5 separate regions of the Mus musculus genome follow, and all the other regions are linked to region 2. Evidence: chromatin loops called from intact Hi-C (ENCODE). Cell type or tissue: left cerebral cortex. All regions are shown on one strand. Links, peaks and the distances in the headings refer to the core of each region. The heading gives the core; the rest is flanking DNA. Region 1 overlaps Mdga2 (MAM domain containing glycosylphosphatidylinositol anchor 2). Region 2 holds the start of Mdga2 (MAM domain containing glycosylphosphatidylinositol anchor 2). Region 3 has its middle 130 kb from the start of Rpl10l. Region 4 has its middle 130 kb from the start of Gm25599. Region 5 has its middle 350 kb from the start of Rpl10l.

Evidence for each region. Peaks named below come from ENCODE experiments on the same cell type or tissue, not always from the same donor. Only the 100,000 strongest peaks of a DNase experiment are listed, where the experiment ranks them.
Region 1: a loop joins it to region 2, with 2.5 times the contacts of the local background. A loop is called at or near these places in 3 of 42 quality-filtered maps.
Region 3: it touches region 2 in a loop (2.3-fold over the local background); 2 of 42 quality-filtered maps call a loop at or near these places.
Region 4: it touches region 2 in a loop (3-fold over the local background); 4 of 42 quality-filtered maps call a loop at or near these places.
Region 5: a loop joins it to region 2, with 7 times the contacts of the local background. A loop is called at or near these places in 2 of 42 quality-filtered maps.

Annotation. Positions count from the first base shown.
Region 1 is chr12:67,087,377-67,093,790 of GRCm38, reverse strand. The region is part of intron 1 of Mdga2 (MAM domain containing glycosylphosphatidylinositol anchor 2); the gene reads left to right. Among named protein-coding and RNA genes, the nearest start is that of Mdga2, 130 kb to the left of the region's middle. In left cerebral cortex, for the core only: no CTCF peak of the experiment used is centred there; a DNase peak (open chromatin) is centred at 3,089.
Region 2 is chr12:67,220,819-67,227,232 of GRCm38, reverse strand. It overlaps Mdga2 (MAM domain containing glycosylphosphatidylinositol anchor 2), which reads left to right and starts at 4,684. Exons shown (of 17, transcript NM_001193266.1): 1 at 4,684-6,263. The coding sequence starts at 6,191. In left cerebral cortex, for the core only: a CTCF peak has its summit at 3,533; DNase peaks (open chromatin) are centred at 3,521, 4,632 and 5,077; H3K4me3 peaks cover 1,692 bases; H3K27ac peaks cover 1,568 bases.
Region 3 is chr12:66,149,943-66,156,356 of GRCm38, reverse strand. No RefSeq gene overlaps it. Among named protein-coding and RNA genes, the nearest start is that of Rpl10l, 130 kb to the left of the region's middle. In left cerebral cortex, for the core only: no CTCF peak of the experiment used is centred there; a DNase peak (open chromatin) is centred at 3,169.
Region 4 is chr12:65,398,284-65,404,697 of GRCm38, reverse strand. No RefSeq gene overlaps it. Among named protein-coding and RNA genes, the nearest start is that of Gm25599, 130 kb to the left of the region's middle. In left cerebral cortex, for the core only: a CTCF peak has its summit at 2,523 (motif pointing left); DNase peaks (open chromatin) are centred at 1,729 and 2,493.
Region 5 is chr12:65,928,238-65,934,651 of GRCm38, reverse strand. No RefSeq gene overlaps it. Among named protein-coding and RNA genes, the nearest start is that of Rpl10l, 350 kb to the left of the region's middle. In left cerebral cortex, for the core only: a CTCF peak has its summit at 2,645 (motif pointing left); DNase peaks (open chromatin) are centred at 2,013, 2,604 and 4,425.

The DNA.
Region 1 (6,414 bases), core at 798-5,797, 130 kb after region 2:
TCACATATATATATCCCAGCAGTGAAAAGGAGTGGTAGGTGAATTTTTGTAAATTCAAGGCCAGCCTCATTGGCATAGTCAACTTCAGGTCATGTGGAGATACAGAGTGATACTCTGTATCTAAAGAAAGAAAGAACCATAGTTTTCTCTGAGATACAAGATAAAAGCCATTCTGTACATATATGTATGTATGTGTGTATATATATATTATACACACACATACGTACATGAACACACACATACATACACACACATTTCTGATATTCTTTGTTTGGATTCTATATCCACTCTTTGAACTGATGTTGATATTCTTACTGTTGCTGATCTGTGTCTTATAAATATCTATAGAGAACTTTCTATAGATTTTATAGATATATAATCTACATAACATATCTACATATATCATACATGCATAATAAGATATATCTACATATGTAGATAACTAGATATAGATTATAGATACAGAGAGGTGTAGGTGTAGATATAGATAGACATAGGTAATATACTAAATATAGATATATAGATACACGGATATGTAGATATATAATCTGCTTGACATAGCATTGGAATAAGAGAGAGAGAGAGAGAGAGAGAGAGAGAGAGAGAGAGAGAGAGAGAGAGAGAGAGAGATATTTAGAGATTTAGAGATTTAGAGATTTAGAGATTTAGATATAGATATAGATGTATATATTGAGAGAGAGAGATACTAAAATCTAGTATCTATATAAAAGGGTAACTGTTTTGTAATTAGAATAGGCAAGGATTGAATGTGTAAGAGAGGAATGAAATCACACACACACACACACACACACACACACACACACACACACATTATATCATGATTAGGTAAAGCCTAAGATGGGAATAATAAAAGCAACATGTTACTGTGTGATGTTCTTGGAATAATACAGAGAAACACCTATTCAATACACATAGGGGACTGCTGAGAAACCAAAAATTAATTCTACTTATGTGAAGCTCAGAAAATTAATGAGTATATAGGGCTATTAGCACAAATATAGGTGAGGGCTTACTTACTGGGATATGGGTGATTTAAAAACCAGATGACAATATAAATTGCATCTTTAGGGCACTCTTGTATGACACTGTTTTTGCAAGGTGTGAACAAATGTCTATTCACCTCAGTTAGGGATTTGATGACAGAACAAATAAGGAAAGTCTTGTGTTTATTGACAAGAATATGTGTGAGAGGTCACTTACAAGAGAAGAAATTACTTGCAGACAACTGTATGACCAATACCCAATGCAGCATAGATGACACATCACAAATGCTAAAAATCTGAATAGCACCTGATAACCTGTAGGAAGGTCAACAGGCTGTGCCATATCTTTGCCACATCGCTCATTTGGTCTGAGCCTCTTCCCAGCAGCTTGGCTGCTTTCCACTTCTAGATATTTCAGCTGGCTTCTTTCTTCATGCTGTTCAGTTGATCTCCTTTAGATGGTTCATTTTACCTAAAAATGCCGCTTAGAATTTCTTATGCTTATATATGCTTGAGGAAAGTGTGTGTGTTTGTGTGTGTGTGTGTGTGTGTGTGTGTGTGTGTGTTTGTGATGAAAAATGTTCGTTTCAGGTACTTCCTGAAATCTATGAATTCCTATTTCTTGCCCTTAAAGAGTTTTCCTGCCTGGTGAAATTTTCTGCTTCACCTTAGCATATTCTCTGTTTTAACCAGATTTTTTTTTGTGGAATGGAATGCTTTTCTTCTTATAACACACTCCATTATTTTAACTCCATTATTTTAACTCCATTCTAACATCCCATGTCCAATTGATGTATTTTCCTCCAAGATTGTAGATTTTAATCTTAGAGGAAAGTACTATAAAATAATCAGCCTATAAGACTGGTAGGCAAGTCTAACATCTCCGAGAGTCTCTTCACCTCAGCAAAAATTAATTCATATAAATTTGACTGTTTGGTATTGTGAATTTTTTTTTTTAGGTTTCAGAAACTTCCTTGTGCTTGAGAGTTATTTGCTGAAATTTGTAAGTGTCGTATTTTTGTAAGACATGTGGAGCCTCTTTTAATGATGCTATATTTCAATTTTGGAAGAAACTGTTATACAACAGATGTAATAGGAAGATCATGTGTGTCTGTCAGTGAGAAATAGAGATACTTTAACTTTGGGAAACACTACTGTTAAGGATTTTCTTATGGATTTTGCTTTCTTGGATCTTTCTATTAAAATTACACCTCAATGAGGAGGATGATTTATGGGAACCCTTGCTCAGGTTTAATACTGAAGTACCTGATCTATGATTGAGTGTTACAGCATGATGTGTGGAGTGGCATTTTCTACTAGAAGAATGAAGTTAATGTCATAGGTGTTCACATGGTACACATACAACAATTTAGAGACCAGATATCATTAATTAAAAGAAAAAACACAAATGTGACAGTATTCCTAACAAGATTTAATAAAATATTTTGATGCAAGGAAACTTATTGGTAATTTCATTTAGTCCCTAAGGCAATACCCAGTAAATGTATTTTTGTTTGTCTAAGTGTCCTGAGAATCTATACTACTTAACTATTGATTTTCCTAAAGAATTAATATTTAATTGATCTTTTAAAATATAAATTCTATTATAATTTATATATTTTAGCAAAAATAGAATATGTTATACAACACAATAAATATATAATATAAATGTGAATTATAATTAAAAATAAAACATAAAGGATCTGAATTGTTATTGTCTTAAATATTAATTGTGGTAACACTATTTTTCATTTAGCAAAATTTTATTACAGTAAAAAGTATTTGAGGACAAAAAACTATCTGTGCTGATCATGCTTATTATACTTTATGTTGTTCTTGGCAAGTCAGGTTCCTACAAGTTTAGTGGTATAAACACATTCAATTGTTTCAATCTTTGAAAAAATTCTTGAGATAGTACTCTTGTTCTTCTGAGACTTAGCAACCCTGGAATTATCGTGGAATCTGAAGTACTGAAGGGAGTTTAGACCATATTTTTTTGGCTTAAGATCAATGGATCATTTCCAGTGTAAACAAAGGTTGGTTTAGTCAAATTAGCCATCTGTCTCTGAGGAATTTAAACAGTAACATGACACATTTTACTACTGTAACTAGCTTCTGCCTATTTTTAAATTTCCCTGAAAGAGAGGAGGTACAGAGGATAATAGCAGCCCCCAGGATTCCTCTTCAGATGAATTCTTCAATGGCACAGTAGCATTGATTCTCCTGTGTCAACAGCTGGTGTATTATGTGACAGTTGCACATTTAAAGGAACTCCTTTTTCTAGATTTCACGGTTCTTAAATTCTTCTACAATCTCATGACCTCTATTCCACTTCTTGCTTTCCTTCATGGATTCTCCAATTAAAAATGTTATTCTCTGTAGAGTGGTCTATAAGGTTGAATTACCTGCTTAGAGTAAGCGCCACATTTTACTACTGAAGGATGCCAAAAAGTGTCTACTTCTATGTGACTACACTTTAGTCTACTATGTGACTACCCTTTAGACAAGGTTTTATATATATAAAAAGGAATTTAGAAAAATTTTAGGTAAGGCTATGTAAGATTTCAATAAACTTGTTAATTTAAAGTAAAAAGCTAGCTGTTAACATCTTGTAAATAGGTTCTTATTAGCTCTGCATTATCTTGTTTGAAATTTTTCCCTTTATAAATTTCTCAGTGACTTATTAAAATAATATTAACATATTCTGGTTATTATATTTTTAACATTACAAATTGTTGGAATTTTGACTGTGTAAGTAAATACTAAATAGAGTGTAGTGAACTCATATTCAGTGACAAAGTGTTTGGGACTCCCATTACTTCCAGCAATGTAAAAATCACAGGGAACTCCTCTTACAGAAGGGACAGAAAGCAGAGCTAGTCAATGGCTTTCTTTGTGTTGTATTGATATTTATATTACGTTTGTATATGAAATACACAGGGATGCAGATGTGGTTCATAAATACAAAACTATATGCTGAAGAAGCAACATTAATTATGTATTTAATAATACATTTTCATATCTCATTGGGTAATTTCTATTTACCTATGTCCTTGTAAATTAAATGATTAGATTAAGTTGGTTATCTTGTTCTTCATCATCACCCTTTATATTCTCATTGAACTTGAGAGGGAAGACATGTTCTTACCCTCCAGAGAGCCACATTATTTACTTGGTTCATTGGAATAGTTAGAGATATGGGCACACACATAGCTTTTGCTGTGTGGCTGACCGTGGACCCTGTCTTTGCCATTGCTGATACCTGGCAAGCTTGTTATTCTAAGAGGAATAGGAACTTTGAGGAACCTATATAGAAGACAAGACTGGTCAAAAGCACCTTAATCCAGCCATTTCCCAACCAAACTGAATGATACCTGGAAGGGGGATATACTAGTGGTGTTTTAAACCATTAGATTTGGTGGTGGTTGGTTATGCATTATTTCTGTGACTGAAAACTTAACCAATTCAGAGGATTTAGTATAAAATTCATTTATTTTGCAACTATTGGCAGGAAATTAACGATGAAATTTTTCACTCTATTTCTTTCTTTACCCTCTTGCTCTCCACATGCCCCTCCTCTCTCTGTCTATAAGTTACATGTACAAGATGCCATCGCTCCTAGGATATGTTCTATTTGTTTGGCTCAGCCTGCTGCTGCATAACTGAGCTTCACTCCCTACAAGTCAAAAGCACTGTTTATACTTTCTTCTGACACAAGGCTGGTAAGCTCTGTGTAGTGTTTTAAAGGAAACAGCAAAGCCATCACCATGACTACACATCCTCACCCCTCACTTTTAGAAAAGCAGCCCTTTCCACTGACTGCCAATGTAGGACATGAAATTACTTCCATTCCATTTAAACTCTGTATTTTACTTAATGTTCCAAAATTAGGAGTTAACCTCAATAAACTAAGTAGCTGACTTACATTTGAATGCTCAAGGGAGAAAAACGAAGTGGCTCCTTGAAGAACAAAGAATATATTCCAAGAAAATCCTTTCTGAACAGTTATAGCAAAACCAAATGGCACCCAGGCTTACGCAGGATACATTTCTGAGCAATGTTTACATAAAACCAACCATGTAACTGACATGAATCAAATTTACTTAATTTGATTTTTATTTATTTCTCTATTCGTGTGTTAAGATATGAGACTGAATGAATGTTAAATAGTTGGTAATTCTAATGATGCTAAATAAACTGCAGAAATCAACAAAAACTCATTCAAATTCCAATTTTTAGCTCTCAGTCTGGGATTTCTAGCATTTGACTGTATTCTTCTAGGATTGATTTTCCTTTGCCTTTCCAAATTGATCAATAAGACATTGATTATCCTCTCTCCAGAGAATTTTGAAGTTCCTGGGGAGTGTTCTATACATGTTTCAGTATAGCCCTCACAGGAAGGTTCCTTCACACTTCCTCATCTTTCTGCTTTTGCTCTGCCAGTACTTTATCAGGTGGTCAGAGGCGTGGATCAGAGAGCCAGGGTTGTTACTAAGGCAGCCATGCTCATGGTTGATGCTGGAGCAGCTGAATCTAAAGCCAAACCATTTCCTTGTTGCTTGTTCATTTATTGAACTTCCCAACTGTCCACTCATACCTCCATTCTGGAATATACGGATCCATGAAAAATACTCTCTAGGTCAATTGGGGTGACAGCTGTGATCATCTTTATAATCATTCTCTTTTCTAATATTAGCTCACTCTTTTATCCTCACTTTTCAACTGTCCAGGATGTATAAGCCCAGTTTACTATGCTCAGAAAGGTTGACAGTGCTTAAACTAAGACCTTCCACAAACGTAAAAAACTTCCTTCTGATAGATGAGGTGGATTCAGCTGTACATGTGTTCCTATGACAAAGGGAGCTGAAATGTTTACTTTTTTACCTAGATTTCTAATAGATAACCCTATAAGAACTAATGCTACTTGACAAATACACACTTGGGACCAATTTGATACCCTCGTTCTTGCTGTATTCTGGAGCTAATATATGCAAATGGCTATGTCTACTAGTGGTGTAGGCGGATTATGTCAGCCTCCAGGGAGGCTGAGGTAAGAGGACCACAGTGGAAAGAGGACTCCTCTGGGATACAGGTCAAGCTTAATGTCAGAAGAGCATCTGAGGACCCCTTTTCAAAAAAAAAAACGAAAAAAAAGAAAGAAAAAATAAAGAAAAGAAAAAAGATTAAGATTCAGTTAAGTGCTAGAGTACTTATCATGTGTGAGGCTTGACTTCAATACCTAGATTACAATGTAGCCATGAAAACAGAGGTATATTTAAGATTATAATTTACTTTTATTGGCTTTGAGTGTGCATGTGTTCTATGTATGTAGAAGTGGAAAGCATGTGTGTAATATCCATCCTAAAAATATTACCATTTTCCTTATTTTTTTTCCTGTTGCTTTGATAAG
Region 2 (6,414 bases), core at 536-5,535:
AAGTTTCTTTGAATCATGCTTTATCTTTGATACAAGTGCTTCAAAAGCTGCAAATGAGATGTACTTCAGTGGCTGGAGGCTGGGCAAACCTGAAAATGAGAAATGAGGACATTGGAATATTCCGATTCAGTGGCTATAATGAACATGGGAGCCTCAGATGTATCAGGGTAAGTGCCAGAATTAAAGTAGAGACAGTCTGTGGTGAACGGGGGCGTGGAGACCATCTTTTCCAATACCACCCAACAAACCATCACTTAACAAGAACAAAAAGAGAACTGTGCAAGAGCAAGCCAGACAAACTCCTTCAGGGTTCCTGCTTACACTTTACAACCATTGGCTGAGATAGTAGTTTGTTAGCAGGATAGCAAGCAGGATCTGATGGAGAATGTGAAATATCACATTTCCATAAATATTCTGTGATGGCAAATGAAAACAATCACCTGTTTAGGATCTAAATTTCCTTCCCTTTATTTTCTATTGCCTAGACATCTGTACGCTGTTTCAAATCTCATTGAAATTTTTTGTCAATCTCTATTTCTATCCTTTATACCCAAACTTTGGGTTAATCAAATCACTTAGTCACCAGCAACTGTACTTAAGCTTTCAAAAAAAAAAAAATTTGGAGTAACTCAGATACTGGCCTTTAATCTGCCTTTTATCTGGTTTGTTGTTGTCCCCAAAGTCTTAGCTTCCTGTCATACTAATGTGTTTTTTCTCAAGCTAGTAAGTCAAGCACAGTGATATGTGGGAACTTCTCTCTATTAATATTTAAGCTGTGGAGTTCTCCAAGGATACAACAGGAAATGGAACATTTGAAAAAATAATCTTGAAGCAGAATTGTGCTCTCAATTTTTCAAGTCTTCGGGAGCTATTAAGCTATTCCTAAGTACTGAACTTCCAAACCCTTTCAGAGAGAAAATCTGCAGGATTCGATGCGAATGGACAGAAGTGGGGCAGATGAATTCTGACTAAAGCCAGCAATGTAATGCTTCACCATATTCAAGCAACTGGAGATAGTAAGATGTCAGCTAATGCAAGACAGAAATCATATGTCATTAACCTCACACATGAAAGCTCTGGTATGATGAATATTATCAGAACAATATTAAAATTAATTCCTCGTCTGCCCCCTTGCCAGATTCTGAGTATGGCGTCTCATTTTCCTCCTCTTTTATGTGATGACAATGTTAAGTCCATCCTGTGGGTCTCAGGCCCAGGGGATGTTAATGTCAGTGCTTTGTGTTTCCCTAAAGTCATTCATCTTCTTACCCCACACTGAATATTGCCTCTATAGTCCATAAAATGATATCAGAATAGTAAGAGTTCAAAGGAGCGAGAATTATTCTAGGTCAGGTTACTAAAACTACCAAAGCTATGATATGTAAGGGTAGGCTTTTTTTTTTCCCAATTTTCTTCATTTACATTTCAAATGCTATACCGAAAGTCCCCTATACACCCCCCTGCCCTGCTCCCCTACCCACCCACTCCCTTTTCTTGGTCCTGGCATTCCCCTGTACTGGGGCATATAAAGTTTGCGAGACCAAGGTGTCTCTCTTCCCAGTGATGGCCGATTAGGCCATCTTCTACTACAGACACGAGCTCTGGGGTTACTGGTTAGTTCTTATTGTTGTTCTACCTATAGGGTTGCAGACCTCTTCAGCTCCTTGGGTGCTTTCTCTAGCTCCTCCATTGGGGGCCCTATGTTCCATCCAATAGATGACTATGAGCATCCACTTCTGTATTTGCCAGGCACTGGCATAGCCTCACCAGAGACCGCTATATAAGGGTCCTTTCAGCAAAAACTTGCTGGCATGTGCAATAGTGTCTGTGTTTGGTGGCTGATTATGAGATGGATCCCCAGGTGGGGTAGTCTCTGGATGGTCCATCCTTTCATCTTAGCTTCAAACTTTGTAACTCCTTCCATGGGTATTTTGTTCCCTATTCTAAGGAGGAATGAAGTATCCACACGTTGGTCTTCCTTCTTCTTGATTTTCTTGTGTTTTGCAAATTGTATCTTGGGTATTCTAAGTTTCTGGGCTAATATCTATTATCAGTGAGGATAGGCTTTTAATCAGGGGTTCAAGATTAAAATTGGTACAGAAATCTGGAGTGGGTCATGAAATCCCAGAAGTCTAGAACTAGGGACTAGAATGCTTTGCTTTCCAAATGTATAGTTTATAAGGCAATAATATTCTTTGCCAAATGAGTGAAAGCTCTCTGAAGATTGTGAAGAGCTTTGACATTCTTGATTTTGTTCAGCTGACCAGGTACCTCTAAGCAGCAGCCATGGTGAATATGAGGCCCTAGCCACACCATCTACACCCTCCCAGACCAGCTTCTGCATATGGAGGCTTTGCCAGCCATCTACCTTTCTTACTGGACTCTGAATTTGCTTTGTCCAGGGCTCTCCTTTGCGTGTTTTGTTCCTTTCTCAGGCTGACTGTCTCCCTTTAGGCCCTTAGGAGCTTATCAAGTTTTAGAAATACTAGAAGTGAACTTATCTGACTAAACTAGAGATGTGCAGCTAACCAGGCTGGATAATAGCCACACCAAGCTCTGGTGTGGGTCAGGAATCTGTGAGCAAGAACTAGAAAACACACATAGGTAGGTATGAATTTTGGTTTTGTGTAGACTTTCCAAAAGATTTTTTGTAGATAAAAAATGATATTTTTCTCATGCCTGTTTCCTTTTATAATCTAGTCCAGGGAGTAGTGTGGATGAGAGTTTGTGTGATATAACTAGCATCCAGAGGAATAGGAAGTAGAATAAATATAGCATAGTATTTATATTATGATAAGGGAGTAGATTGGAAAATGAAGACAGATTTGCCATTGAAGTTCTGCATTTTCCCTTCTGAGCTCTATATCCAGATTAGTATTTCAATTTTTCATTTTCCTTTTTTTTTTTTTTTTTGAGACAGGGCTTTACTGTGTAGTACATGTTGAACTGAACTTACCATCCTCCTTCCTCAACTGTGTGAGTACTGAGATTTCAGGCATGTGCCACCAGATCTTCCCTACCTTATTTCTATCCCACTACCTTAAGTGGATCCTATGAATCCTTCAGGGCCGTGTCTGGCATCATTCTATTTAGGTTAAAACATTTGAGAATAGAGAAGGAATTAGTAAATATTAAATGACTATTTAATCAGCTGAAACTGTAGTTAATACAAGTCCAACAGGTACCTAAAATGATTCAAGTTGTCAGGGGATAATCTCAAAGTTTATGTGAGCTGACATCACAAATGATAGTGACCACAATTTTACACGCTAAAGCCAGAATACTGTTGAATGGATCATATTAGCAATGTCATGGAGGATTGTTTAAATTGTTAAATCCCCTATAACACATATTCTGTACATAAGTATAAAGAAAAATCCCAGTGATGTAAGATGTGAATCACACTACTTCTGCAGGAAGTCTCTCTAATTGGCTAATCCCTTAAATTCTGGGGCCATGGCTCTGTCTTAGTACCTTCTGTCTGCTAAGACACCCCCTGCCTGTCTTTCAGGCTTGGCTCAGGCTCACCACCTGGAGGCCTGAAGTAGCCAGTGCTAAGGTATGACTACAAAATCACGCCTGTTTAGTCAATGTAGCCAGAAGAATATTAAATTTCAAGAAGAAATTAATATATTGGCTAAATAAGCCAGCTAATTCATTCTGTAAGTTCCCTATATAGTGTTTCATAGGAGAAGAAAAGCCTATATTTAGTTTAGTGGAGATGTTCTTTATACCCACAATGGCAGTGTATTATGCCAGTGTATTATGGAGACAAATAAATGAATACCGTGCTCTACATTTCCCTGAAAATAACTTTCTCACATGTATAAACGCGTCTAACCATTTCACTCACTTACCATATTTTGGCTAAGTGGATCTAGACAGTAAAACCTAATTTGAAAAAGAAACACACTAGAGTAACTCAGACTGTGTGGGATATTCCCCATTATGTTTTAGTTTATTAGTTTTACACCTGTTCTAGTGTAAATTAAAGATGCTTTCTCATTCTGACCATTTTGTAGTAGGGAGAATTTTAAGCTCCTCAGAACTGACCCTGTTTCAAGGAACCCTGTCTTTCATGTGAGAGGGGCTTTTCCAAGCATTTAACTTTAGGAGGTATTATATATAAAACCGACTCTTCCTGAACTCCTGGTGGTCTTCCTTCCTTCCCCCCAACACCCTTCCTCTGTTATGATGACCACATTTCCACGGAAACATGACAGGGATGGAGAAGACTGAGGCAGCTTCCAATGACTTGGCCTGCTCTGCCCTCTAGCCAAGCAGAACAGTTCCTGGAAGACCTTGGACGGCAGAAAGGGGATAAAGGTGTCCTGTAATTACCGCGTGTCTGAGGACGTAGCCAGCCCTTCCCTTCCGCGTGCAAACGCCAGCGGAGGCATCGGAAATGAATTACCAGCCCTCGCCCCCGCGGAGCTAGGGAAGAACCAGGGATGGCCTCGGCGGGGTGGAAGAGAGGCTGGGTGCTGCTACCCCTCTGAGCCCATCACTGCTGTCCAAGCTGATGAGCACCAGTGCCTACCCTGGTGAGCAGAGCCCGGGAGGCAGAGGAGGCTCAGGGGAAGGCGCCCGAGCCCTGCACTCGGTTTTGACGTCGCCGGGCTGCGGCTAGCAGCCTCGCGCTCTCAGCACGTAGCGCACAACGTGACCACACACAGCCTTCCTCCCCGGCAGCCTGGCCGCCTGCGCTCCGCGTCCGCCGCTTCTCCATCCTCCTCCTCTTCTTCCTCCTCCTCCTCCTTCCTATCGCCTCCGCGGTGCGCAACCCCCAGCGTCAATCCAGGGATCCCGAGCAAGCGTAGGGCCCCGGACGCTCCTCTGCCCAGCTTGGGCATCTCTGCCGCAACTGCGGCCCGCAAGGCGGCCGCGCAGCCGGGGTGCCCTCAGCAGGCGGCCGCTTCTCTGTTCCGCTCCGGATGCCAGCACTCCGTTAGCCCGGGTGGGGAAAGCCCTTCTGCGGCTCCCGGGTCTAAACTCCCGCCAGTCTCCACCGCCCCCACCCCCTCCACCTGGCGGGGGCGGCGCGGAAGCGAAGAGGACTCGCGGTACGGGTGGGCACGCGTGGACGGTGTGCGGATCTGCTCTGCGCTCGGCATCCTCCCTCTCCTGCAAGTGGTGGTGCTCGGACTCTGCTTTTGGCTCCGGAGATTGGTGCTGCCTCCAGGAGCACCCTCTTTGCTGGCGGGGCGCTCAAGGCTGTTTGGAAGAGCCGTGGCGGTGGCGGCAGCGGCTGAGGCTGGTGCCTGGCGAGCTCCAGACGGGCGCTCCGCTCCCGCTTGGACCCTTTCGCCCTCCTCTCTCCTCCTCCGCTCCCTCCTCCCCATCCCCCGTTTCCCACTCCTCCTCTTCCTCCTCCTCCTCTTCCTCTCCCCGCTCGGCGATGCGAGTCTCTGTCGTGTAACAGGATTGGCGTTGCAATGGCAACTGATGGAATGGGGGAAGGCAAGACAGCAGGGCTGGGGGCTCCGGACTGCGGGCGGGCGAGCCGCTGCCGCCGCTTGACGCTCCTCTGGGGACCTTCGCGAGTTACTTTGTAAAGGCGAACCCGGGCGAGGGAGCCCCGCTTCGTGCCCGGGTCAGAGGCCACTTCCTGCTCCCTGGCTGTCCAGCGCGGTTCGCGTCGCGCGGCGCCCCCAGGGCTCCTGCCCGCTCCTGCCGCTTGCCCGCGCCCGGAGCCCGGAGCCGCTTCCCTGAAGAACACTTGTCCTCACAGCTCTGCTTCCCATCACCGCCCCCTGCTCCTCCCCGGCGTCTGCGATTTTCCCAGGCGCCCGGTGTGAGTGCGGCTTGTGTGTGAGTGCATGTATTGGGGTATTGTGTAGTGGGAGTGTGTTCCCGCGTGTGTGTGCTTATACGTGTGTGCTTGTGCGTGTGTGTGTGTGTGTGTGTGTGAGCGTGTGTGTGAGCGTGTGTGTGCGTGTGTGTGTGTGTGTGTGTGTGTGTGTGTGTGTGTGTGTGTGTGTGCATGAGTGTGGGGTGTGTGGGGCTCCAGCGCTCCGCTCACGGCCGCCGCCAGGGAAGGACAGACGGACAGTGCTTCCTCCCATTGCTAGCAGTTCCCGGGCACCTCGACTCGGCCCGGGCACAAGTGGAGCGCGCCTTGCTGGCCGCTGGCCTCCAGAAGGTCCCACTGCGTCCCCCTTGGGCTGGATATGTTCATGTTCACGTGAAGATGGATTTAGTGTACGGTCTCGTGTGGCTGCTGACAGTCCTCCTGGAGGGAATCTCTGGCCAAGGAGTGTACGGTGAGTGGAATCGCGACGCTATCGTGACCTTGTGATTCCTAGGCAAGATAGGCTGCTGAGCTAAGATACACGACTCGCGCCGTTCCGGGGCCCCTCCTGGCGTGGCATTTGATTTACACTTCATCACGTTATTGGGAGCTGAAAGGAGGCT
Region 3 (6,414 bases), core at 1,009-6,008, 1.1 Mb after region 2:
CCAGGACACACAGGGCTATACAGAGAAACCCTGTCTCGAAAAAACCAAAAAAAAAAAAAAAAAAAAAAGAAAGAAAGAAAGAAAGAAAGAAAGAAAACAAAACCAAACAATGGTAAGACCATGACACCCTTCAAAAGAATTGAGATTATATGGAAGTTGTTACTTGGAGTCAATTAGAGGTTATACTGCAGAGTAAGAAAGAAGAAGAAGTGTAATATTCCCATTATACACTGAGAACTGGGGATTCTAAGTCTTTGGACTCTTACTTCCTCATTTTCCAGAGTGCTACGACTCAGGTTTGGGACAGCAGGCATTCAGGAACTGTATTAGCACAATCTAATAATCTTTGGGCCCGTGTGCCCCTCAAATTTTCTGTGATGAGTCATAATCAACAATGTGATGACATTGGAAGTTGGGAACCCTGGAATGTAAAGGTATGGAATTAGGATCATTGCAGAAGAAACTTGAGGGAGGATAATTTGCCCCTTTCTACTGACTTGCGGTTAAAGCTGGAAATTATTCTCTGTGAACCAGAAAATTAGTTATCATGAAACAACGAATAACCATCTTTTTGACCTGGGACTTACCAGCCTCCAGAACTGTGAGGATCAAATGTTGTTTGTCACCACTTAAGTAAAGCTATTTTGCTACAGAAACCTAGATACACTAAAAGATCTGTAGTTACTGAGATCTAACTGCAGAAATGGCTAGTCCCTACCAGCTGATCTAGAGGGCAGAAAATATGATACTAACAGTGATGATTCAATTATTAATTGTATGCCTACACTACACAAATGTGAATGAAGAATTATGTGATAATAATTTTTGTGGATTTTGTGAAAACAATCTTAAATATTCCTCTACCAGAATTTGTTACAGTTAAACAGCAACAGTCTAAACAGTAGATGGGGATTTTGCTGTAATCTCGAACTGCCATGACTGAGTACCACACCAGACACTACTGAGACTGAACACCATGAACACACTTTGTTCTTTCCACTCTTTAATTGTTCAGGCTGATTCAGTGTCTAGCTCACAGGCATGTGCTCTGGGTGTTAATTGGTAGGGACAGTGCATAGCAGGGTTCCCTTAGTGGGTTTGCTTACACCAGTATGTTTAATCAAGACTCACATAAACAGGAAGTTGGCAATGTGAGGACAAGGGAGGTGCAGAGAAGGTGGGCTTGGTAACACATCCATGACAGGGAAATGGGGACATGGGCATATACTTCAACTGCTTTGCTCTAACAAAAATAATCTGCAAGAAGCCTTTGACCTGGAAGTAAAATACTGAAAACTTTAATATAGATTTGGATTTAACCATACACCACATCTAGCATAAGGTTACAATAAGCATAGAAAGTAAATATTCATATCTGCACTTGAGGATGAGAATGTATTTTAAAATGGTAGTAAAATGACCTTGGGATTATGGTCCCACAAAAAGGTATTGCAATACAATGCAGTAATTCCCATGCTAAGAAAGCAATTTGCTTTATGAATGCTGTGTCAAGTGGGGCAGGCTTTTAAGCAAGACCATGGTAAGGGTCTGTAGTATACTGATAAAGCCTTAACAGTAAATTTAAGAGCTGGGACCCAAACAAAACTGGGACAGTAGGAACAAAAAATAGGGTAGAAAGATATTGCCTATCAATATCTATATCTCTCTTTCAGTGTAAATTAAAACTAAGGAACATAAAAACAAACATGAAATACACCAGGAATAGCACACGTGTATTTTGTACACAGGAATGTCTATGCAACATGTGTGTACTTGGTGTTGCTGGAGATCAGAAGAGGCTACAACTGGAATTATAAACAGTTGTTAGCTACCACATGCATGTCAGAAATCAAATCCTGGTCCTCTGTGGGAACACAAGGACTCTTAATTGCTGGGTTATCTCTCCAACTTCCATTTGAGGCACTTAAAAATTATTTTACTTTTAATTATGTGGTGTGTGAGTGTGTCTGTGCACATGAGTGCAGGTGCCCACAGATCTCAGAGGTGTTAGATCCCCTGGAGCTAGAATTATAGATATTTGTGGGCCAAAATCCATGAGTGCTGGAAACTGAACTTCAATCCTCTGGAGGAGCTCCTGTCTGCTGCGCCCTTGCTACGGCTCCATGTTTGATTTTCTGAGAGGTTATGATATTTTCAGTGAGAGGGTAAGTATGAATGACAACATTCTCAGTTTATATTTAGATTATCTATGCCCTGATCACTTTTATGGTGAGAGAGACAAGATCTCTTGTTTTGTTAATGTTTTATGAATTTTTACCATTTCCTGGCATTTGTTCCCAAGAAAAATCTAATTTTTCTTGTTGTACAGCTATTATTTCAACTGCCCCCCCATCTCTTTTGAGAAGAAATATATAAGGATTGCAACTGAAAGTAGGACAGTTGCAATGAGTACAGTGATGGCCTTTTCTTTACTTTTTAAATATTTCTTTATTTTATGTATGTGAGTACACTGTAGCTGTCTTCAGACACACCAGAAGAGGGCATCAGATCCCATTACAGATAGTTGTGAGCCACCATGTGATTCCTGGGAATTGAACTCAGAACCTCTGGAAAAGCAGTCAGTGCTCTTAACCACTGAGCCATTTCTCCAGCCCCCAAGATCTTTTCTTAAGGGACATGATCTTTTTCTTTAAGCCTATACATATTTCTCTCCTGATGGAGAGAAGCAAGGAGTATCTTCCAAAAAAGATGAAGTATGGGAAAGAATACTGTTATCCTAGTGGGCATTTGTTTACTCCTGAGTCTTTTTATGGGGGAGGTGTCCTTTTGTCCTTAACTTCCTTTAAACTGCCTTCCTTTAAAATAAGCATCTTTAAATTTAATGCAGTTGTGTTATATGGGAGAACTCATCCTGCTGCTATGGTTAATAAGGAGGAAATGATGGCAGGCCAGAATGGATGATGGACAGGTAGAAGTGGGATACTGAAGTCCTCTCCATGAGACAAGTCAAATGTAATCATTCATTCATTTTGGTTTTATTTTTCATGCATCTTAGAAATGAGAATATAAGTAAAATTCTCCACTATTTTACACGACAAAGCTTACGGTTACAAGATTACTCTCCCATCCCCTTACATGGCTGAGACACCACTAAATGTCTGTAAGATGAAAGCTGACTCACAGTTTGTATTGCTTTCTGCGCAATGTGAGTTGCCCCGTCATTCTTCAGATCTGCATCTAGGCACTGAAAAAGTCTACCCAGATGTCTTTTCATTTCTGCAGCTGAAAAGCCAGAACATCAAGATTTACCAGGGTGAGAAAAATGGTTAAATGTCCACATGTCAGTGCTGCAGGATTATAAGAAATAACAGTCAGTGAGGAACAGCACAAAGAGAAGTGGTTGAAACTCTCCTTTGTTCTGTTATTAATATTGTTTGGAACTTTTGACAGGATTTTACTCTGTAATATGGACTAGCCTGGAACTCATATGTAGCTCAGACTGGTCTTGAACTTGTTGCAATCTTACTGCTTCAGGCTCCTATGTGCTGCAGCAACCTTGTCGGGCAGGATGGAAGTTGTGAGTTTGAAAGAGAGCATGGAGCAGCATATGGGAGAGTTTGGAGGGAATACAAGAAAGGGGAAATAGAGCACCACTTTGAAAATGAAAGACTAATAGTTTTTAAAATATCAGACAATAAGAAATGATGACATGTCAATCAAGGCAGTTCAGTTCTCCCCAACCCCCGCCCCCCCCACCCCAGCGCTTTTCAGTCCATAGAATCTTTTCATGAATTAAGGGGTAGGGGAAAGAAAAGGAAGTAGAGGAGAAAAAGAAAGAGAAGCAAAAAGGAGGGAAGGCGGGAGAGAGAGAGAAAGAGAGAGAGAGAATGACCTATGACCTATTGTCAATTTGTGCAGTAGTTATTATAAAAACACTCAGCTGGTTACATGTGAACACCTAAACTCCGAGTGCATGGGTTATGTGCAGTTACAAGTGTGGTATGAATGCACACTGCACATGCAATTCTTTAAGCCATGTGTAAACACTTATATGTTCCCTGTAATGTATTGAAGTTATCAATTTGCAGCTTAAGTTTCTATTCAGTTTATTCAGCTTAACAGTTTCAAACTTAAAGACATGACAAAAGTCAATTTAAATTATATAAAATAGAAATAAAAATAAAAACAGTGCATTTATGTTCTTTGAAACACCAGTTGTTGTTTTTTGTTTTTTTTCCCAAATGGTGCTTATTTTTCTAGGGAAATTAAATAATTTTAAACTCACTTGTTAAAGTTGTACAAAGACAAAGACAAAAATATATTGAAAGTCATGCATTTCTGTAGTGTTAATATTTACTTTTCAAGACTTAACTAAGAGCATCAACACAACCTGTCAAGTTCTTTGACACCCCTTACCAGCCCATGTAATCAATTACAGTATGCAAGAACACACACAATTCCACACTGCTAAAGCTGCAATATCCTTTCTCATCTCAAGCAAACCGTCACAGAGACAGTCCCAGTGACCCAGTGTACTGTCAGATTTCTCTCACTAGAGACCATCAGGAAACCAGGAGTTGCTACAGAAACTTTTAAGTTAATAGCTTGTTTAAAAACAGATGCGCTATATAAACAAACTCAAAGACAAAAACCATATGATCATCTCATTAGATGCTGAGAAAGCATTTGACAAAATACAACACCCCTTCATGATAAAAGTCTTGGAAATATCAGGAATTCAATGCCCATACCTAAACATAATAAAAGCAATCTACAGCAAACTAGTAGCCAACATCAAAGTAAATGGAGAGAAGCTGGAAGTGATCCCATTAAAATCAGGGACTAGACAAGGCTGCCCACTTTCTCCCTACCTATTCAATATAGTACTTGAAGTCCTAGCCAGAGCAATTCGACAACAAAAGGAGATCAAGGGGATACAAATTGGAAAGGAAGAAGTCAAAATATCACTATTTGCAGATGGTATGATAGTATATATAAGTGACCCTAAAAATTCCACCAGAGAACTCCTAAGCCTGATAAACAGGTTCAATGAAGTAGCTGGATATAAAATTAACTCAAATAAGTCAATGGCCTTTTTCTACACAAAGGATAAACAGGCTGAGAAAGAAATTGGGGATACAACATCCTTCACAATAGTCACAAATAGTATAAAACACCTTGGTGTGACTCTAAGGAAAGGACAGATCTGCATGATTAGAACTTCAAGTCTCTGAAGAAATATATCAAAGAAGATCTCAGAAGATGGAAAGATCTCCCATGCTCATGGATTGGCAGGATCAATATAGTAAAAATGGCTGCCGAAAGCAATCTACAGATCTAATGCAATCCCCATCAAAATTCCAACTCAATTCTTCAACAAATTAGAAAGGGCAATTTGCAAATTCATCTGGAATAACAAATAACCTAGGATAGCAAAAACTTTTCTCAATGATAAAAGAATCTCTGGTGGAATCATCATGCCTAACCTAAAGCTGTACTACAGATCAATTATAATAAAAAACTGCATGGTACTGGTAGAGTGACAGACAGGTAGACCATTGGAATAGAATTGAAGACCCAGAAATGAACCCACACACCTATGGTCACTTGATCTTTGACAAGGGAGCAAAAACCATCCAGTGGAAAAAAGACAACATTTTCAAAAAATGGTGCTGGCACAACTGGCAGTTATCATGTAGAAGAATGTGAATTGATCCATTCCTATTACCTAATACTAATGTCAAGTCTAAGTGGATCAAGGAACTCCACATAAAACCAGAGACACTGAAACTTATACAGGAGAAAGTGGGGGAAAGCCTTGAAGATATGGACACAGGGGGAAAATTCCTGAATAGAACAGCAATGGCTTGTGCTGTAAGATCGAGAATTGATGAATAGGACCTCATAAAATTGCAAAGCTTCTGTAAGGTAAAAGACACTGTAAATAAGACCAAAAGGCCTCCAACAGACTGGGAAAGGATCTTTACCTATCCTAAATCAGATAGGAGACTAATATCCAATATATATAAAGAAGTGAAGAGGGTGGACTCCAGAAAATCAAATAACCCCATTAAAAATGGGGTACAGAGCTAAACAAATTCTCAACTGAGAAATACCAAATCGCTGAGAAACACCTGAAAAAATGTCCAACATCCTTAATCATCAGGGAAATGCAAATCAAAACAACCCTGAGATTCCATCTCACACCAGTCAGAATGGCTAAGATCAAAAATTCATGTGACAGCAGATGCTTGTGAGAATGTGGAGAAAGAGGACACTCCTCCATTGTTGGTGGGATTGCAAACTTGTACAACCACTCTGGAAATCAGTCTGGCGATTCCTCAGAAAATTGGACGTAGTACTCCCGGAGGATCCAGCAATACCTTTCCTTGGCATATATCCAGAAGATGTTCCAACTGGTAAGAAGGACACATGCTACACTATGTTCATAGA
Region 4 (6,414 bases), core at 590-5,589, 1.8 Mb after region 2:
CTCACCACCTACAGCAGGTGGGAGACCTTGCCTTGGGATCATGAGAGCAGAAGAGCTGGCCTTGCCCCTCACCAGCTGCAGCTTTCAGGAGAGGGGCCTGCATCTAGCCTCAGCAGCACAGTAGAGCTGAACCTGGTGGCAGGAACATGGCAAGCTGGCCCCAAGGGTGTGAGCATTGGAAAGATGGCTCTGCCACTTGTCTATTGAGTAGTGATGTGGACAAGAAAGACATGCCCCATTCTTCCCCCTTGCCACCTAAGGCAGGCAAGAGAATGGCCCCAATGTCATCAGAGCAGGAGAGCTTTCCCTGCCCCTCACTTACTGCAACACTCAGGAAAGTGAGTCCTGCACCTTGGCTGGGCAACATAGTAGAGCTCACGCTGTATGTAGGGTTTCAGGTGAGCCAGTCGCAAGGGCGTGAGCACAGGAGAGGCAGTCCTGCCTTTTGTCTGCTGGGTGGTGGTGCAGATAAGGGAGAGATGCCCCCTCCCCTCCCTCATTCCTCACTACCTATGGCAGGAGGGAGGGCTGGCCCGGAATCATGGCAGTAGAAGAACTCTCCCTGTCCCTTATCACCTGCAGCACTAGGAAGAGTGGGCCCTGCACCTGACCTGGGCAGCAGGGTAAAGATGACCCTGGTTGCAGAGATTGCTGGGTGAGCGGGACACTAAGGGCGTGAGAGCAGTAAGGCCAGTAAGCTGTCAGGTCCAGATCCAAGGCTTTAAATTGGCCCATCCCACCATCTACCCCATCGACGAACTGCTGGAGTATAGGAAAGGAACAATCTAAGGAATCCAAGACGTCGGGATCTCCATGACATGGGGCAACAACACAATGCTTAAGAGGAGCTTCAGAGAGGGCCCAGTGTTAGCGGAGCATCAGAAGCTAGAGGTCTCATACCAGACCAAGGAGTCATTGCCGTGAACATGTGCAAGAAAGGAGTGTGGACGAGGGGCTGATGAGATGGCCCAGCAGGTAAGAGCACTGACTGCTGTTTGGAAGGTCCTGAGTTCAAATCCCAGCAACCACATGGTGGCTCACAACCATCCATAGTGAGATCTGACGTCTCTTCTTCTGGAGGGGCCGGAGTGAGCAGAGGACCTGAATTCAATTCCCAGTGAGCAGAGGACCTGAATTCAATTCCCAGCAACCACATGATGGCTCACAACCATCTGTACAGCTACAGTATAATCATATACATATGAATGAATGAATGAATGAATGAATGAATGAATGAATGAATGAATGAATGACAGGCTAATCGGTGAAGCCTGTTCAAATAAATAAATAAATAAATAAATAAATAAATAAATAAATAAATGGAGTGTGGATGAAAGGGTACACTGTGGGACACTCTGTGACACGCTACAGCTTCCACAAGATTTTTCCCCCTCTGTTGTGGGGGAGGTGGTAAGGATAGAGGACAACTATGAGGGGTGGTGAGTAGAATTAGGGTGCATGATATGAAATTCACAAAAAAACAATAAAAAGTTTTTTTAAATTAAATTAAAAATAAAAAACAGATGCTTGCACATATATGACCTAATTTAATCCTCCTAGCAACCCTTTGTGGAAAGGACTCTCACTCTTCCCATTTCACAGATGGGGAAACAAAGGCAGGAAGAGGATCGATACCATCCGGAGAGCACAGAGGTAGAGGGTGGAAAGCAGTGAGCTTTTAGAGTTCCTCACAGAGAGTCTGGAATACAGTAATCCTGGATAAATCAGTCAATTTTAGCGTGTCATGATTTTCCACCTTCTGCTACCCTCATTTGGTTCACTTACTAGGAATTCTATTTCTACCTCTTTCCCTGTCTCTTCAGCTGGAGATGGCTTTCCTTAGCAACCTGCCCAGTTTTTCCTTTTGGCAACCTCCCTTCTTCTAATAACATCTTACTGGTATATTTACCAGACTAATTTTCTCTCACACACAGACACGTTTTCTGAGAGATCTGACATGGGCATCGTATTTGTTGGGGCACCTTTGACTCTTACATAGCACTCTGGCACAACGCCTTACATGATGTGTTGGATAAATTTTTACTGAACTAACTTGTAAGATTACCAAACTAATTTGTAAGATTATAGTCCAGGATTCAGGTATGAGGAACCATTTTCACTTTAAAACACACACACACACACAATACCTGTTCCCAAGTTCTTATGATAGTCACACTTTCTGAGACGAGGCAAACTGGACGAATCAGCCAAGACATTTTCTTTTTATGAGATTTTGGTATCAGACCTCTTCCCTACTCAAAAGAGTACTCCATCAGAATTGATTGTCCATGAGAATGCATTAATTGAAAAGCAGACCTCTAGCAGAATTGGCTGAATCAGGCTGGGGTTCAATCACGCACAGATAAGTGTGTGCTTATTGCAAGAAATCTTACTTTCCTAGTACAGATGAGCCTTTCCAAGGTACACAGTGAACTCTGAACAGAGCAGGAAAGGTTCAGTACAGAAAAGGTTCAGAACAGAAGAGGTTCTCTATCTAAGAAGCACCAGTGCCATCTGCAGGCAAGTCCTAGGTAGTAGTTCTGTTTTCACCCATGGATTGCTCCGCAGTTCCATCAAAAGGCCTTTCACGTCCTTACTCCACGTTAAAATACTGCAGATATCATCTTCTGTGGAAGGGTTCCATCCACACTCTTCGTCAGTGAAGCGGGTATTGTGAACATAAAACAAACCAGAGCCTGGAGAGGAGAGGCTAAAGTCCTGTAGAGGCTGGGGACTGTAGTTATCCCCAAACTACAGGCTTGGTGTGGTGGCTATCTGTAATCCTAGCACTACAGGCACAGGGAATCCTTTGCTCAAGCTGGCCACATCCCAAGGGAGCTTGCCTCTAAATGAGATGGAGAGCAATAGAAGATACCCAAAAGAGTATCAGTTGCTGTGAACACGTACGCTGTTAACCCTCCAGCATTTGGGAGGCAGAGGCAGGTGGATCTCTAATTTTCCAGCCAGGTCAGCCTCAAGAGTTCCAGGCCAACTAAGGCTACATAGGGATACCTGTCTAAAAGAAATCAGTAGTACAGAGTACTTATTCTGCTCATCTCCATGACTTCATTTGCTTAAATTGTGTTTCCTATCTGTTAAAATTAAATAGTCACTAATTGCTAACTGCAACTACAAAGGCACTAATAAAACCCCACCTATGATAACAGGAAATGATGTATTGCCATACAGAAGTAACCCAGTAATACCACATTGCATTTATTTTTCAATTCTTTTAAATCAAATTCATGTTTACCATCAGTTTTGTTTTACAAGTGGATGAATGCAATTCTGTGCCTTGGTCTGGAAATCCTATCTGAGATCTGCAGAGAAAAATTATAAAGTTTTATCTTTTTGAAGCTCTCCAAATTCTCTTATCAATCCTTGCTTTTCTTAGTCTACCTATAGAATGTTTCTTTATGGACTTTACAAAGAGTTTCAATGTAGTCACATCTGTTGTGGATGGCTCTGTGCTGCTTGCTCTCCCAGTAGAGGCTGTCTGGAATAAGGAATGAGTCACATACTCAGGTGGCTTCTTGTGAACCAATCCCCTAATGAATAAAGGAACCAATCACTGGGCGAATTCCGTGTTGGACAGAGGAAGAGAGGAAGCAGGAGAGAGTTAGGTCCTCTTTGGAATGGGACAGCAGAGGGGTAAGATGTAGCTGCTAGAATTTCCCAGTACCATGGTGGATCCGCAAGGATTTACCCCCAAGAGGAATTGGATTTTAATAAGGCTTACAAGATTAGATTTTAGTTGTTGTGCCCAGAGATTGAGTTACCATTGTTTCTGAACTAAATTTGTGTTGTGTTTTCCTTCACAAAGTGGAGAGAAAGGTACAGCAGCAAAGCATGGGTTTGCCAGAGGTGCACCACAAAGGCCGTGGGGGATTTGAAGCATGGGGTTGGTGTGGTAACAACCCAACAGTGGGAACCTAGTGAGCTGGGTGAAGAGATTGTGGAGTTCTGAGTAAGCGTCTCCATGGGATAAAACAGGTCGGCCATTGCCCACCAGTGCAAAGCCAGCCAGGCTGCTGGGGCAGAGGCACAAGAGCCGGGAATGCATCGCTTCCGTTTCTTTTTAATACTTCCCACTGCACACATCTGATCTGAATTGGCTTATTTTGTTACTCAAGGAGATTTATGTATATTTTGTTGTGCATGTGGAGTTGTGTCAATTATCACCAGAAAATTTTTCACCAAACAACACCGTGCTTAAATATGCCAAAAATAAACCAATCAGGGTCTCTAAGTTTGACCCAATACCAGCTTAAACTGCCTTCCTGCCTTCCACAGATATCCTTTCTGTAGTCCTGTGAAAATTACAGAGATATGAACCACACACACGCACACATACACACACACACACACACACACACACACACACACACACACCACCACCACCACCACCACCCATACTGCTCTGGTGACCGTGCTCTGTGCAAGCAAGCAAGCTCCACTGAGGCCTAAAACATTTTTTTTCTTTCCTTGGAGAACGTATCCTTACAATTCCAATGTGTGTCTTTAGCAAGGTACCTTTATACCACCTCCTTCCTCCTCCTCTTTGCTTTCCTGACCTTTAAATTAACCATGCTCTCCTAAGAGAATTGAATACCAGGAAAAAAACACAGGAGTAGGATCAGAATTTATACTCAACATGTGGTCACCTCCTCACATAGAAAAAGAAAGTCAGTTTGTTGCTTTCAAATCAAAAATGTTCCCAACCTTGAGAAAATGGAGCAAAAGAATGTTTTTATTTCATAGTTAGTTATAAATTGATGGGACAGGTATACCTGTCTCTGTCTAATACTTCATTCATTTTGAAGTTATTCACCAATTCCTAATTTCTAGTTTCATAACTGGACAAAGCATTTTATTTGCGCAATTGAGCTCAGTTGGATGTTGCTTTCAGAGGTCCAAGCTTAATGTCCTTCCTACCAGGCAAAGACAATTACGCCAACAAATACGAAGCGATTGGGAAGGTAGAGGCTCCCATGGCAACAGAGCTACCACCTGATGGGTAAACTTCGGAGTTATGTAGAGGCCAGTGAGAAATGCTTCTTCGTAAGGGTTACAAATTACAATACTAATTCTTCAATTTGTTCTAAGATTCCAAAGACTACAGATAGTATGGTCCTGTTGTCTTTTAACCCATCAACTTGAAGCAATTGCTTTACCTACTGTTCCTCCTTCTAAATTCCCTTACCCCGCATAAAGTGCAACAGTTTGAATATTTGGTGTCTGACAGACTGGTGAGAGTACATCTTTGTGTTCATACAATTCAAAGGGTCTCTGGAAGACCCATTGTCAGAGTTTGTTCCTAAGGATTATTTTTTTCCATACAATGTATTTGATTCTAGAGTGTTAACCTGAGCTCATCATGTAAATCCCAGAAAAGGCCCTGAGAATGAGTAAGATCTTTGAAACTTTAGAATGTTACCCGTTATATATTCTTTTGATTCCTTTTTTCCTTTAAATTCTTGTTACTGTTTGAGAATTTCATACATGCATATAGTATTTTTCCATCAAGTCCACCCTCCATCTTTCCCTCTCTTCTTCCCCCTCCCAACTTCTTGGACTTTGTTATTGGTGGTAGTGGTGGTGGTGGTGGTGGTAGTGGTGGTAGTGGTGGTGGTGGTGGTGGTTGGGGGGGTGTTTTGGGGGGTATTTTTGTTCTTGTCTTGGCACTTTTATTTGAAGTTTTTTTCATACAATATTTTCATCATATTTTTCTGCTTCTCCAACTCCTCCCTGATCTTCCGCACCTCCCTAACCAGTCATTTTTCAATCCAGCTAGTGCTACCCACATGGACATAGATGTAGGAACATGTACTAACATTCTACAAAGTTTATAGAAAAATCTTTATGATTTTAATTTTACAGTTCTTTTTTTAGTTCTTTTAATTATGTAACAGTTATGGAATTTTTCTGGTAGTTACTAAAACAGCATCGGTCTGCTGGATGCTGAACTAACAATTCTCATGTTGTCCACACTGCTGAGCACACCATGCATTGGCAATAAAGAAAACTATACCAACTGGTGAAGTAAGTGAGCTAGAAGAATGTTCTTTATTTTATGTTTAGGTATAAATTGATGGGAAATGACAACTTGTCTGTCCAATATTGAATTCATGTTGAAGTTGGTCTTCAACTCATAATTTCTGGTTGCACAACCACACAAAGCATTTTGTCTACACAATGAGCCCTTCTAGAGTTTTACTTTCACGTGTCCAGAAAAAAAAATTCTTCGAATGGAAGCCAAAAAAAGGACTTTTCTGTTGAAGAAAGTGATTATATATTGAGTATAAATTCTAGTCGTTATTCCTTCTTAGAAAATTATACCCATACTGTTCTTCAGATACCAGCAATAGGTATTAGGTGGCAATTAAACTTCATGAAGTTAAGGAAAGCAATGGT
Region 5 (6,414 bases), core at 532-5,531, 1.3 Mb after region 2:
GAACATAGTTTGCTATTATTAACACAAAGTTTTTTCAACAAATATGTCCATTACTTTTTATTGATTTTTACAATATATGACAGTACTAAAATTATTGATTCTAACTTTTTTCCCAGTTGAGAACAGTCATTTCTGAATACCAGTTTAAATATTCTGCATTTTAAATTTAAACTGGTATTCAGAAATGACTCCATGAGAAATCCCTGCAGAAATGTTGTGAACACACATGAGTGGATATGAAAAATGTGTATATGTGCACACATACACCAGAAGACTAACCTCAGATACTATGATTAGCAGAGTTGAGTGGCTGTATCATCAGTAGTCTTTGTTATTTTGTCAAAGTTTCATACATCCATGGCTGGCATGGAACTTGCTTGGTAGTCTATGCTGGCTTCAAACTTCTTTTTCCCATTTCAGCCTTGTGAGCCCTGGAATGACAAACATATATGCTTTACCAGGCAGTATTTTTTTTTTATAAATTTTTCACATACTGCTGATGTCCACCCAAATAGTGGAATCTAAAGCATAGTGACATTTTTTAGAAAACGTTTCTACTACCCAATATATAAATTTGAGTTTCAGTTCCTTAGGGAACAAACATGTGATATTTAGACATATAATCACAGATATTGTATATAGACTCAAGATGTGCCTGTTATGCTCTGAGTACATCCTAAAAAGCAATTACTACCATTGGTTAAACATTTTTATATAGACACTATATGAGTTAAAATGAATATAAATCTTATTTTAACACAATTATTACTGATGCAGGAAAACAAAAGAAGTTATAAATTTATATACTGCTTAAGTTAAATCTTCATAGAATAATTATATCAAACTTCAAAATATTTTGAAATCAGAAAGAATGCATCTTACATGGCAAAGCCATTTATCACTGCCTTAAATAAAATATTATTATTAACATGTTAATATAATGTTATTAATGTTATTATATTAACATAGACATATGATAAGTTTTGTATTAAGCTTATGTACAATAGATAGAATTTGATATATATTGATTAAAAACCCAACATTATGAAAACATGAGACACGGGGTTAGGAAACAAAGCATGCACAATGATTCAAAGGCAACAAAGAGAATTCCATGAAATAAAAAGTAAAATTAATTTTCTGAGTCTGAATTTATAAATTTAGAAAACAACATCCATAATATGAAAAGGTGAAGGCTTTATTTTCATACTGTAAGACCTTCTACATTCAACCTATAGGTTTAATTGGTTTAGGGCTACAATTCCAACAGTGTATAGTGTGTGAACACAGGAAATGAAATGTAATTTTCACAGTACATCAAAAGTTTCAGTTGGAATAAAAATATCCTATTTTCATTTTGGAAATACATTGATAGACTCAAGTGAGAAGTGTGTATTTCATGAACCTATTATGAAAGCTGTTATGATATTGATTCCATACTACACACACACACACACACACACACACACACACACACACACACACACGCGCGCGCGCGCGCGCGCGCGTGTGGGTGTGTATAACCCCAATTAAAACAGTAGGTTGGAGCTGGGGATGGAAGTGCTGGTGTCAAAGAGAGAGCAGAGCACAGCAAGAGCGTCAGAGGAGGCTAATTATGGGATGGATCCCTGGACAACTTTATATGTCCCAGTACAGGGGAACGCCAGGGCCAAAAAATGGGAATGGGTGGGTAGGGGAGTCGGGGGGGGAGGGTGTAAGGGACTTTTGGGATAGCATTGGAAATGTAATTGAGGAAAATACATAAAAAAAGAACGTCAGAGGAATGTAGTGTGGGAACACGCAGGAGTTGTGTTTTCAATTAAAGCTTGAGTTGGTATGACTTCATTCGACAACCGCTTTGGGAGCATTCTGTGGCGATGGGAGTGAAGAAATTATATAAGACAGATAAGCTTCACAAATATAATTACTTTTGAGTGGGAAGGACTGAAACAAAGGAACAAGGACAAATTCAGTCTATTCCCAGCCTCATACTCCCTCAAAAGCTCCACACTCCCTAGTTTTCCTTGGGCGATCTAGGTAGCTTCAAGACGTCCTCCTAGTCAGTTAACTCACACATTCTAAGAATTCTAAGAATCCTCGTTTTGCAATAGCATGTTAATATGATTTTTAAATACTTATTGTCACCTGGAATTGTCACATAAACTACTTACAGACTAGAAAATTTTAATTCTGATAGCATAAGTTGCTATGAGATTTATGGCACAAATAGCAAGATGTGAGCAAAACATAACAAGCAAAAAGACGTCTGTTAAGTTTTAGTCCCTCGTCCTTTAGCTACACTGAATTTTGTCAGAATTAAATGTGTGTGTGTGTGTGTGTGTGTGTGTGTGTGATCAGTTTCTAAATAAGAGTATAGATTCTTTCCCTTAGGAGTTTAAAACTGGTGCTCTAAAAGGTAATTTTCTCTCTAGCTTGTGAGAATGTTTCTCATTATCCAGTAATAAGGTTCCATATGAAATGGTTTCCTTTTAAGATAGCTCATGCCGAGGTAAACATGAGTGAAGGGCTGTCCCACATTCATCACTGGTCTGCAGTTTATTCTGTAAAGGAGGTAAAATCCAGCAAAATCAACAACGGGTCTGCGAGGAGACAGAATAAGAGCTGTGTGACATCTAGTGGCAAGTCTAGCAACAGCTGAGAATCCTAATCACGTTTCAACAGTTTATCCTGTTTGCAATGCCATTTATCACCAGCAATTTTGGGCTAAAATTTTTTGGGTTTTTGTTAAATAAATGCTAAAGTCATATGCATATGCATAATAAGAATTAGGCTGTGTTTTATTTAAAAAAAAAACTATATGGTCATACGATAACTGGACATCATTCCGTAGCACACTCTTTCTTTTGTGGTCATTTTAATAAATGTATTTCTTCTGAAAAGACGTCACAGGATCATCAGATTTCCCAAATTGTAAAATGAGTTTTATTAATTTGAGTAGATTGAAATTTATGTATAAAGTATGTGTTAACATTAAACCTCAGATTTCATTTTAGCGACTTCATTTTAACAAATAAAGAAGAACCACTATGGAACATGGGACTCAACCTGTAATCCGAGCACACAGAAGGCTAAGCCAGAATTATTGCAATGAGTTTGAAGTCAGCCTGCACTCTATCCTGAGTATGAAACTAGCCTCAAATATAAAATCAAACAAAAGTGACACACTCTCAAAAAGGGGGGAAAAACCAACAACAACATAAAGGAAGACAGAAAAAATAAAGATCATGTGTTCCTTGTTATTTAAAGCAAAATTAGATAAAAAGACTGACAGGTATTTCTCAAACTCATAAAATAAACTACACTTAATCAAACCTGTTAGACTATGTCTTATTATTTATAGGTTATTATCAAGCCAGTCGACATATTTATTCAAGATCCATAAAGTTTAATGGAAGAATATGAAAAATTTATATAAACAGGTGGTATTTACTTATAGTGAGAGTATAATTTACTAGAAAAGACTGCTAAATGGTTTACCTATACCATTTATTTAATTTGTAAAGACATTGTGTCTGAAATTTCAGATGATCTAAAAACACTGAAAATTAGATCTCCACTGCGTAACATGGTACACATGAATGCATATGTGCACATAACCCAGAGTAGAGTCACTTTTCCATGTCAAAACTGCTAGGAAATACTGAACACTCCACCGTGTCTCTGATTTGTGGTCACTATGATGTATAGTTACTATATGGGTGAAATCTAGGTTCATTCAATAACCCATCCACTTCTCACTCAATAATATTAATCAAATACTTAGCATGTCTCAGTAATGCTTGTGGAGACAGGACTAATCTTTTAAATACCACACTGTTTTATGTCCAGAAGGACCAGTGACAGTGATGCATGGTTTTTTCAGAGTGGTCTTGATACTGCTCAAAATATAATCTAAGAAGAAATTCCAAAATTGGCGCCTGAATGTTTTTTAAAATCTCTTAATTTTCTGTTTGAGCAATTTTTTCCATGGTCACCCAACTTTAGGTACCTAGGCAATTTTTTCCCCCATTGGAATCTTGTTTAATGGAAATTTTCTATAAGAAAATAAGAGATGTTAAATTTCAGGTCAATTAGTAGGCATGTACTGGTAAATACAAATATTAAAAGCAATCAATAATTGTATTATCTGGCTTTTTGGACAATTTGATGATATCATTTTCTTTCTTTGACATTATGCTTCATTGCCTATTTATATATAAAAAAACAATGTGCTAAAAGATTACATATGGAAGTAAAATACTTACCATAATGAAAATACTTTGTATGGCACCCATTCAACAACTAATTAGATCCTAGATGGAAGTTATTCCTCTCAACTTGCTAAATATGCTTCCCTACTTGGGCAGAGAATTCCAGTTAACAACTCCATTTATAGCCCATAGGAAGTGTTCCGAGGCTGCATCAGCTTGCTCCACAGTCTCTGTGATTCTGAGGATAAATCACTATGAGTAAAGACATACAATCTAAAATGATCTATCACAACTGAAAATCAATACATCAAGAGCATAAAAGAGTCTAGGATAATTCACTTGCCAAGCCATAAATTAGGCATGCATATCAATGCCACATGGGATGCAATACCTCATAAAAATAAGCTTAAAATTCTTAAAATATATGATTAATGAAACTACCACAGCTTGAAATATATATATTATACTGCTTACACTAACCAATATATTATACTCAGAGTTTTATGCTTCTGAGAAATGGCATTTACATACACAGTATCAACAGTGACAATAAATCAGAATTTCTTGCTCCAAAGTCCAATTCTTTGGGTAGTGATTCATGTTTCACTTTTTAAAATGGTGATTTACACTAATGTATTTCTCATAAAATATTTAATACTTCTTACAATTATTGCCAAAACTGTGTTCTAGCCACTTTTATCAGGATGCCCAGAGAAACTCTTCCCAAGGCAATCATAAATTTTTGAACTTTGATATTTTACAATAAAGTGACAATATTTTATACTCTTAAAATTCTTGTGCCACAAACCCTGAGCCTCCTTCTCAGCCTACCCATCTGCTGCAGATATCCACAGCTAATAATGTATGGGGTGTTGCAAATTCACTGGCTTAATGTGGTCTGGGATCTGTTCCACCAACAGTCTGTGCTGGCTGCTGTTTTCCAAAATGTAACCCAAAGCATGTTTTGAAGGAATTATTATTAGAAAACACGAGCAACACTGAACTTCATCTGAGGATGGACATCATGGAGTTCCAGTATAAAGAATCTCCATACCAGTTCATCACCTACATAAGACCCAATCATACTCTGCCCCTGCTTTACTAGGATAAGCAAACACCATACTCTCTAAGTTCCCGTCATCTGCTTCATAGTCAAGCTGCTTGTCCCCACTGCCACTTTGGAAAAGGGTCTTACTGATTTTGACTGACTAAACTTTAATCAGACTTTTCAGTTTTTTCCTTGGTCTCTAAAGTGTGGCCTATCTTTGAGTTTAAACAAGCATTTCAATGTTGTCTGGCCTGTTCTTAAACACCTTGATTGGGATCAGCTACTTCAAAAAATATTTTTCTCAAGTATCTGATCATGCCACTTACACCAGGACCACCCAACACTGGTTATATACAGCTTTGTTCATTTCCCCTTAGGAAAGAGACTCCATCCCTGTTTAGACCTTGTCGACATTTGCATAAGATTGGCCTCCTCTGTTACAATAGTTTCCTCCTAATTTTGTAATCATCATTTACAATATCTTTTTCTTACCTAAGCTGAGAATTTTTAACCAATAACATCAAAAAAAAAAAAGAATCAGCTCATGTTGTTGAGTACTTAAACTCTCTATAAGCTCTAATGAATATATGAAGACATTGTAAACAATTGTAAATAATTTCTCTTTACTCATGAGAATTTTATGCATGTTTACAATAAAATATGATGAAACCTATCCCCATTTCCCCTCTCTAATTTCCCCCATAAACAATGCATTTTAAATAGCAATTTTATGAGAGGTTCCTCAGATATAACAAACTTCATTCTTCCCATGTATAATTTGGTAAATTTTTGTACAATCAGTAATTTTATAAGTATAATTATTTTTAAAAAGAGAAATTAGCAAAATGTTTAGGTAATCTTTCATTTGCCTTTTACAAATATATGGAAATATGTATGGAGTAAGTATGGCGATGACTGTGACTGAATTATTCAGGAGGCAAGAATGAGAGCTGAGGGCCAATGCTGGAGTCTGCTTAAATCTGTGCATGGTATTATATGCATGTCTGTAATGATGATGCTCCTAAGGTAAGATAGAGGATGAAGACAACAGGAACTGCAGAAGCTGACCTCAAAATATCCCATCTCAAGGTAGAAAGCAATGTTTTTCTTTCCATTTTTTTCTTTCTTTTTGACCACTAATCTTTTATTTAAAAA